2 separate regions of the Mus musculus genome follow, and region 2 is linked to region 1. A link is a loop called in an ENCODE intact Hi-C map of the cell type or tissue named here. Cell type or tissue: gastrocnemius. All regions are shown on one strand.

Region 1 (5,000 bases):
TTCGGCTATGGATGCACAGGATCATGACATTAAGAATTAGCTCCTTCTTTTTTTTTTTTTCCTTAGGTGCAGACTTTGAATCAGAAGGCTCGTTTGTGTTGCTTGCCTCCAGCTATTGATGGGGCCTTGGGCTGCATCATCCTGGGCTAGCCTGGCAGCCAGTGCCCTGGAGCCAGCACAGGGCCCCTTCATTCTCTTTCTTTTTCTTTGGCACAGAGAGTGTCTTGCGACAGGTTGAATAAGCAGCCTGAAGGTTTGCCAGCGTCATGAGATGAGGAAGCACAGCAAGAGAAAAAGCGGGAGGCTGGGCTGTAGGGGAGGGGCAGCGGAAGCTTGCCATCATGTGGTTTAAATGGCTCAAACGCGATTAAAGGCGGGCATCAGTGCAAGCCCTTTAGCCTTCCAGGAAGCCTGGCCCTTCCCTTGGGTTGTTTGTTTAGCATGGTCTGGTGGGCTGGTTTGGTTACTTCCCCAAACTCATGAGCAAAGAGTGTTCTAGGTAGAGCGGGGATGTGGTCATTCCAGCCACGGAGGCAACTGAATTTAGGGTACCTGCATCTGAACTTAAAAACTCTAGGTCCAATCAAATTGTCACTGTGAAAAATGTCTGACACAGAGGGGACCATACCGAGTAGAGATGGAGGGAGAAGTAAGTGCTAGAGTTTTGTGTTCTTTTTTCTGCCGCTAGTATGTGGAAACAAATTTGAGCGCACATCTCGTGAGGTGCACATGAGACTGGAGAGAAAAAGCAGCGTTGAAGTTATTAGGCCAGCAGAAGGAACCGGGGTTGGATCGCTGCATTAGATCTGAGCTGAGTTAGTGACCACATGGAGATGTCCCTCATAACTCTCTTCCTAAATTTTCTCACCAAAACACCCAAATCCTTCTGCCCTGGCTTTCCTTAATTTACAACATGACCCCCTTTTAGTGCCCTACGCAGTTAGCTACAGTCTACTCTCTGTCTTCTTCACTCCCTGATCTTAGGGGGAAGACGTCATGGTGTGTTGGTTGATTCTAGAAACCTTGCGACACAGCAGGTGGCTGCAGAGGAATTACTGGTAGTGAAAAATAACAGCCAGCCCCCACCCCTTCTCTTGCAAGTGTCAGGAAGAGGAAGTGACATAGGAGAGTAGACAGCTTGCATTACAACATGGGAGGGTGAGTACCATATCAGGAGACTGACCATGTCTCAGATACCCATGGACAATGCCACTCCTCACTTGGTAAATGACAAGAGTGAAGCTCACTTCAGTTGGTAAGTTTATGGGTCTTCTGCACGGGAGCATTTAAGAAACTCAGCAACAACTATCTCCTGGTTGGCGAACATCTTCTTAGGTGCTGAAAGCATTGCTCATCAGCTCTCTCCTTTCTAGAACCTACTATCTGTGGCTCTTCCTGGGGAATTGTAAGAGAACTGAGCAGACCATGACCCCAAACTCTCTGTCAGCAACAGTATTTGCACTGTCATCTGTAGTGTTCTTTGCTGGTTTCAGGGAGGTTTGCACTGGTCTGTTTGTGTGACCTGAGTGTTTACCCAGTGAATACAATCAATACGATCCTTTCATTGATGAAGAGACTGAGCTCAGGAGGGCAAAGAGCTCCACAAAGACCTGTCTACTGAGAGTCCTTGATCACATGACCTGAGAGGCTCGCTGTCAGGGCTCTGAATCACTTTATGACAAGCAGGTTTTCCCCTTTATTTCCTACAATACACCCCATTCACTAGTATTTATTAATTGTACACAGTAATAATGGGCTCTATTGTGACATTTTGTCCTTGCATCGTACCATCCTTTGGCTAGACATCTTTCTATTACTCTCTCTCTCTTTTTTTTTTTTGAGACAGGGTTTCTCTGTATAGTCCTGGCTGTCCTGGAACTCACTTTGTAAACCAGGCTGGCCTCGAACTCAGAAATCCGCCTGCCTCTGCCTCCTGAGTGCTGGGATTACTCTTGTAGATTGCCCTCAAGCTTCCCTTGAAGGATGCTCACGGTGAAGGAAGGAAGGAAGCAGGAGAATCCAGTTCATTTTGGTTCACAAAACGTTTTCGACGGCAGTAGCATCTTCTGTCACGTTCCTCTGCTGCCCTCTAGTGGTGATCTAGCCTCAAGTTATGTGCGTGAGTGTGTGTGATGTGTATGGTGTGTGTGCATGTATGTGTATATGTGTGGTATGTGTGATGTATATGGTATGTGTGTGGTGTATATGGTGTAATGTGTATGGTGTGTGTGCATGTGTGTGATATGTATGGTGTGGTGTGTGTGATGTGTATGGTATATGTGTGTATGTGTGAGATGTGTATGGTGGGTAGTGTGATGTGTATCGTGTGTGTGTGTGTGTGTGTGTGTGTGTGTGTGTGTGTGAAGGCTAATCTTTATTTTCAACCTGATGGGATTTAGGATCATTCTGGAAACAGATACCTGGGTTTGTCTGTAAAGTACTATCTAGATTATATTAATTGAAGTAGAACCCACCCTGAATGGTCTGGGTTGGAGTCTCTGACTGAACAGAGGAGAAATAGAGCTGAGCAGCCTCAGGCACCACTCTGCTTCCTGAATGCAGAATGTGTGACCCGCTGCCCCACACAGCTGCTGTCCTTTCCCACTGTGGACTGCATCCTTGGAACTGTGAGCCACAACAACCCTTCCTTCCTTGGGATGCTCTTCTCAGGTCTATCTTAGCATTGACTCAAGTGATGAACCCAGTCAGTGTATATATACAGAAGAGAAATATATATATATTTCCCTCCCTCCCTCCCTCCCTCCCTCCCTCCCTCCCTCCCTCCCTCCCTCCCTCTTCCCCTCTTCTGCTTCTCTTCCTTCCTTCTTGTAGCAGTTCGTATTAAAACCGCTCCATGCTCCCAGGTGGGTACTCGAGGCTCCCCTGGACCAGCCAGAGTGCTCTGTATTCACGAATGAAAGACAACAAACACGCTGCGATATTTTAAATATGCCTTAAGTAGCCCAATGGCTGGGCCACTCCTGAACCTCCCTGTGGCTAACACACTCACTTCAGATATTCTTGAGTTATTACTTTCTAAAATCTATCCTGCATCTCTGCTACCCCAGATCCAAATGGGGAGTGGCCCGGGACTGCTTTCCCGTGGTTCTTACATGGCTGCTTCTCTGTCTTCCGTGGCTCTCAAGGCTCTCATGTTTGTACCCTCTTCCTTCCTTCTGCCCTGGGGATTCTCCTTCTCTCTGTCCTGTGTTCCTCTCTGGGAATCCTCAGAGTCCCGCCTCTATCCCCCTGCCTAGCCATTGTCTGCTGGCTCTTTATTGACCAGTCAACAAACCAACCTTGGCAGGGACCAGCAGTGGACGTGCAAATTCCTATGTAAGCAGAAATCAAATCCCCAACACTTCCCTTGCACCTAATGTGTGTGAAACCCTGACTGCAGGACTGAGAATGTGGAGATAAAAGTTTGCGACAATATTCCCTCAGCTAGGATGTTCTGACTTCTCTTCTGCATCGAAAGAAGCAAAGAAGACTTAAAATTCTGCAGAAGAGTAGCGGGAGATGCTCTTGCTCTTGCTGGCTCTTTGGTACAAGGCAAAACTGTGATCCCGAGATGTCAAACCAGGAAATCAGTGGCTTTTAATGCAGTGTCTCCGTACTGAGTTCTGACTACTTCCTCCCTCTCTCCCTCCCCCTCCTTTCTTCTCCCCCCTCCCCCCTTTGTATTCACAGACTGGACAGTGTCTCCCATCACTTGCTCGCACAACTGGAGAGATTGTTTCCATCTGTGCCGCAACATCCAACTTCTAGCACTCTACAGATGGTCTACACTCAGAGGTGGGGGGAGAGAGAGTCCGAAAGGATTTGTCAGGAGCATCCTAGTCAAAACCAAGGCAGGCTCAGTGTAGGTAGACTCCTGTTTAGAACCAGAGGCAGAGGGAAGGGCTCTGAATGTTCTCACGTAAAGGCCCACGTGGCTCCTTTTAATCTGATGCTCTGATAACTGTCCAGCCCAACTCAGAGTCCAGGGCTTTATCCTGGCTGTTCTGGTTCATGAGTCTGGCTCGTTTCCAGGTTGCTGCTGACCTTGTTAGATATCACATGAGATTACTGATAACCACAGAAACAACTCTGTGTACTGTGATGGTATCTCGGAGGACCTAGCATGTCTGTCACACTCTTGCAGACAGTTCTAATCTAGGCATACCTCACTCACAAACGTGAGTGAAAGTGTTTATCTCTCCCACTAGGGAGGAAACAGCTAAGGGCCTTAATGCTGCCAATTGACTTTTCTCTTCCCTATATTTGGAACATAGCTGGGGACCAATAATTTCTCATTTCATTAAGAAAAGGAGGGATGAGTTGGCTTGGTGGTGTGGACCTGTAATTTTAGCACTCTGGAGGCTGGGGCAGGAAGATTGACATTTTCAGATCACCTTGGGTTACAAAGCAAGCTCACACATCTGGATTGTATAGCCACCCCGAATCCTCGCACATTAAATAAAAACAAGCATGAATAATTATTGGCCTCAGCCATACTTACTTCTCATACACAATTACTGTTTTTCATAAGTAGAGTCACTAGGCCAACAGGAATGCATAGGATGAGGATTTATAATCAGAGGTCCCTGTAAACAGCTAAATCTCTGTGGCCAGGTCTGTGACACAAAAGGGCATTTAAGAGAAAGCAAAAGACACCAGGCTACAAAGCCAAGAAGGGCAGGGGGTGGACCAGTTTTTTTTTAAGTGTCCATAGATTCTGATGACTGAGAGACAATTTTCAGGTCTACTTTTACCAATAGGAATAAACCCATTGACAAATTTCCCAGGAAGTTGGAAGGTAAGCACAGAGTGGTCTGGGCGCTGTGGTGGGAGTAAGATGCACTGGACATATCTGGGTTATTTTCAAAGAATATTCCTTTATAATATTGATTTCTACCCTTTTGATTGCCACACATAATTACAGGTGAAAATCTTCTAATGGAATTAAATAAGAGCAATAGTCAGGAAAGAGGAGCGCACATGCATACGATACTCGACAG
Region 2 (5,000 bases), 360 kb before region 1:
GAGCCAGTTAGGCAAACAGAGGTTGAAAAAGGAGCCAGCCATGCACGTGTAGCTAGGATGAGCTTGTGAGAGCAGAAAGGAAGAAGGAAAGTGGATGGGTGGGGGTGGGTAGGGACAGAGGAGGTGGAAAAGGAGGAGGAAGAAGAGGAAGATGGAGCGGAGGATGAAAAGAGAGAGGAGGAGGAGGAGGAATTATTTACATTAGTGCTGAGTTTTACTTGGGCTTTCCAAACTGGGTTGTAACAATGAAGTCAACCTAAAGCTACTTTTTCTATACTATATGTTACATGAAAAGTGACCACACCATCTCAGCTCCCATCAACAGATATACACAAAAACAAAACACACAGAGCACTGTTGGGCCCTCTCTCCCATTAAAGCTTTAGAACTGCTGTGCTGAAGTGGTTAGATCCTATTCTTCAATGGCAAAGTCCAGTTTAGTGATAGAGTTGCTGTTATGTCCTGTGACTTCAGAATGTTCTAGAAACCCAGGGATCAGAAGGAAACAGCCGTTAGGTGAATGCTTGGCGTCTCAGATTTGGCTTGAGCTTTGTGATTCCCATCCGCTTGCCTGGGCTCTGACTTTTCTAGCTTGCTAGATGGTTCTTCTGCTCTTCCTCCTGGAAGAAGAATAACCCTGTCACAGCCATGCATGCCATTGTATACTGAGAACAACATGGTCTCCACCCAAACCCATTCCATCTGAACAGTCCCCTTGAGCCCCCTAGCTGAGAGTCTAACTTGGAGTTCTACTTCAGAATCTTGTTACCCTCCCACCTGACGAAAAACAGCCTCAAGCTCCAGCAACCACCCAGGGGCCCAACACTGGCTGTGCACTCAGTCTCTGCTCTGTGCACTGGCAATTCAACCCAGTGTTTTGAGAAACAAACAAACAAACAAACAAACAGAAGGTCATCTCACAACACAACTAACTCTAGGCCGGTTATAGAGCTGAGTGGGTCTGAGCAAGATGTCCTACTGGGCTATGCTTGTGGCTAACCTCTAAGGGATGCATTGCTTGAGACCCCCAATTTGCATTTCACTGTAGGATGTAGTGGCTACAGAGGCTCCCTGTCTGAGAAACCCACGGCCCCTCTCTGACTCATCCTTCTTCCATACTCCATCTTTTTATCCAGCTTACCAGTCATACTAATTTGCTCAATTCTTTTCTATACCCCTTGGTTTGTTTCCTCCATTCACTCAGATCCACAGACCCACAAAAGCACAGTCACCAACTTCTATGTGGATTTATTCCACCATAATGCAATCATATTGTCAACACATTGCCCACGGTAAGCCTCTACGCAGCAGATCACCCAGAAGGCCAAGATAACGGTTTCTCTCCTAGGTGAGGTGATCTGAGGTGCCACCACCATCAGCATCTTGGCCCAGCTCCTCAATGCGGCCTCATCTTCCATGACAGTATTTCTGACTGTCTGGGCAGTGTGGTATCATTGTGGCCATGGTGCCCATTCATTTTATGTCCTACAACTCAACCTTCTCTCAGACATCACCACACAGATTCACAATTCCATAGGTGCCCCAGCTTCCTCTTCCAGGAGATGTTTCCTGGCTCGTTTTATCTGACACTTCAGAGTATACCAGCTCAGTCAGCTGTCTTTTGATTCCCATGTAGATTAAATGTCCTTCTGCTTACATATCTCCATCTTAGACTTTCAACAAATGTCCCTCCCTCCCTCCCTCCCTCATTCCCTTCCTCCCTCCGTATTTCCTTCCACCCATATCTCCCTTTCTTCTTTTTCTTCTATACTAAGGATTGAACCCAGGGCTGAGAAAACATTCTACTATTGACCTGTATCCTCAGCACCACAAAAATATTTCAAGTTTTTTTTTTCTTCCAGTCTACTAGTTCCTACGAGCAGGGCTGGGTTGTGCATGTCTGTGGCCTGCGGTGCAATGTCTGACACTTGGCAGTTGTGGATTTTTCCTCATTTAGTCCTGTGGACTAATAACTGCTGAGTTGGAGTAAGATTAGCCATTAAACATACAGAACTATATTAAAGGGTCACAGAATTAGGAAGGCTAAGGACTACTGCTCTAAACCAAATCAAACACACAAAACCTAACAATCCGACTGGGGGAGAAAGATGTCTCAGGGAGTAAGGGAGTTTGGCACCAATCCTAGTGAATGAAGGAGAAAACCAACTCTCAAAACTTGTCCTCTAACTTCCGGATGCTCGTGCTCCAATCCCACCCAAAAATCAACATTACGAAACAGAAAAAGAGAGAAAAGTATTAACAAAACAGTTCAAAGGGCTGGATCATAGCTGAATAGAACATGTGTCTAGCATGCTCAAGGCCTTGGATTAAATTCCCAGGGCGAACATTTAAAACAAAAAATGAGGCCGGGCATGGTGGTGCACGCCTTTAATTCCAGCACTCGGGAGGCAGAGGGAGGTGGATTTCTGAGTTCGAGGCCAGCCTGGTCTACAAAGTGAGTTCCAGGACAGCCAGGGCTACACAAAGAAACCCTGTCTCAAAACAAACAAACAAACAAACAAACAAACAAACAAACAAACAAACAAAGAAAAGAAACGAAACAAAACAAAACCCATGAAATTCCTAAAAACGTAACTAATGTGAGCCAGCCAGTGCCCTCCTAGCTCCTGGTAAGTGTTCCAAAGTGGCAAAGACTGAAATTTTCAGAATTCAGAGGTAAGATTTCCAATTGGCCACAAGAGGGCAGCATTAGATGAAATTAGCTTCTAGAAAGTAAACTTTTTTCATATATATACACACATATATACACACATGTAAATATATATATATGTACAAACGTGAGCACAGGCACCTATGTGTCTGCAACAGGACCTTGTTATGCTGGACTCCTTGTGGCTGGGATTTCAGAAGTGTTTTGTTTTGTTTTCTTGGACAAATTCTTTGACCAAAGGGGTCATATTGAGATTCTATTTCAGTCTCCCTAATGGCCCCGCTACTGGGAGGTCTAGGGGAATCTCACAGTCTTAGACAGCTCCTTGCTTCACATTGTAAACTCTAAGCTATTGTTGCTCATGAAGAGCCCTGTCCTCTGGTTCTGAGTCTGGTGTCTTCACCAAACGAAAATGCCATGCCAGGTAGATGCTCGTCCTGAGCAGGAAGAAGGTCTCACAAGGACTGAGGGGCCTAGACTGTCAAGGCATATTACATCACGTTTTATCTCCCAGAACTCTAAAAGAACATCTTAAGGAAATGGGTAGAGTGTCAGGGCCATGAGTAACTCTTAGCACAGCAACTATCGGGGTACCCTCATGTGGACCTCAATGCCTTCTGCTTCTTGCTCCACTTGAGGAAAATGAGAAGGAGGCCAGATGAACAACAAAAGAATGGAAGAAACTGGATTCTCACCCACATACCTATGACTCTGTTATTAAAGATTTAAAGTATCAGGGCTGGCCAGAACCTGCTCGGGCAGGAGGGGCACACCCTTGACGTCAGGCGTGTGATGATTTAGTGTTAATTGCCAATTTAACAGAACCTAAAGTTACCGGAAGGGAATCTCAATGGTGGATTACCTAGATTAGGTCATCTGTGAGCATGCCTGCAGGGGATTGTTTTTATTACTGTAATCGATGTGGGAAAACCCAGTCTAAATGGATTTGGGTCCTAGACTGTATAGAAAGAGGAAGTGAGCTGGGATAAGTGTGCATGCAAATTCATTGATCCCTGCTTTTGATGGAGGGTGTGATATGAGTAAAGGCTTCGGGTTTCGGCCACCTTAGCTGCCACACAAGGGTGGACTGCATCCTGGACCTGTAAGTCAGAGAAGCCCCTTCTCTCTTAAGCTGCTTTGGTTGGGGTATTTTATATCACCCACAGGAAATGAAACAAAGACAGGGACAGAACATCTCACACAGCTGACTCTAATGAGGATGTATCTGGCTTTTCTCAAGATGGTTTTATACTCTTAACTCTTTCTTCTTCTTCTTCTTCTTCTTCTTCTTCTTCTTCTTCTTCTTCTTCTTCTTCTTCTTCTTCTTCTTCTTCTTCTTCTTCTTCTTCTCCTTTTCTCCTTCCTTCTCCTTCTCCTTCTCCTTCTCCTCCTCCTCCTCCTCCTCCTCCTCCTCCTCCTCCTCCTCCTCCTCCTCCTCCTCCTCCTTCTTCTTCTTCTTCTTCTTCTTCTTCTTCTTCTTCTTCTTCTTCTTCTCCTCCTCCTCCTCCTTCTCCTTCTTCTTCTAATTCTTCTTCTTCTTTAAATAATGTATTGGGGCTGGAGAGATGGCTCAGTGGTTAAGAGCACTGACTGCTCTTCCAGAATTCCTGAGTTCAATTCCCAGCAACCACATGGTGGCTCACAACCATCTGAAATGGGATCCAACTCCCGCTTCTGGTGTGTCTGAAGACAGCTATAGTGCACTCACATAAAATAAATAAATAAATAAATCTTTAAAAAATAATGTGTTTAGTTTTTTAATATAAGATCTCATGTAGCCCAGGGTGACCTTGAACTTTGGATTTCCCTGCTTCTACCTCCTGAGCGCTGGTATTAGAGGCTTATGCCGCTATACCTGGTTTCTTATGGTGCTGAGATCAAGTCCGGGCTTCGTGGGCATGCTCAGCTCTCACTCTACCAAATGAACTACATCCCTTGGCATCTTATTTACTCATTTACTTTGAGACAGCTCTCACTATGAGGCTGGCATTCGAATTTCTATACAGCCCGACTGCTTTCAAACTCAAACTCATGATCTTCCTGTCTCCAACTCTTGTGTGCTGAGATCAATGGAATGTACCATGATACACAGTCCTCCTCCAACCCCCCAGTGTGTGTGTGTGTGTCTGTGTGTCTGTGTGTTTGTGTGTCTGTGTATGTCTGTGTCTATGTGTGTCTGTGTATGTCTGTGTGTGTGTGTCTGTGTGTGTGTCTGTGTGTGTGTCTGTGTGTGCACACATGCACGTGCAATTTGTATGTTCACCTAGATTTCTGATTTCTGGTTTCTGTCTCACACAAAACTCTTTACTTAATCATGGCTTGAAAATAT

Evidence for each region. Peaks named below come from ENCODE experiments on the same cell type or tissue, not always from the same donor. Only the 100,000 strongest peaks of a DNase experiment are listed, where the experiment ranks them.
Region 2: a loop joins it to region 1, with 2.9 times the contacts of the local background. A loop is called at or near these places in 14 of 42 quality-filtered maps.

The regions. Positions count from the first base shown.
Region 1 is chr2:11,328,774-11,333,773 of GRCm38, reverse strand. No RefSeq gene overlaps it. Among named protein-coding and RNA genes, the nearest start is that of Gm13293, 8.2 kb to the left of the region's middle. In gastrocnemius, a CTCF peak has its summit at 2,104 (motif pointing left); DNase peaks (open chromatin) are centred at 273, 2,080 and 4,004.
Region 2 is chr2:11,685,378-11,690,377 of GRCm38, reverse strand. Il2ra (interleukin 2 receptor, alpha chain) reads right to left here. Exons shown (of 8, transcript NM_008367.3): 8 at 1-620. The coding sequence ends at 596. The region is part of intron 1 of Gm39760 (a long non-coding RNA gene); the gene reads left to right. Among named protein-coding and RNA genes, the nearest start is that of Gm39759, 5.7 kb to the left of the region's middle. In gastrocnemius, a CTCF peak has its summit at 2,700 (motif pointing right); no DNase peak of the experiment used is centred here; H3K27ac peaks cover 264 bases.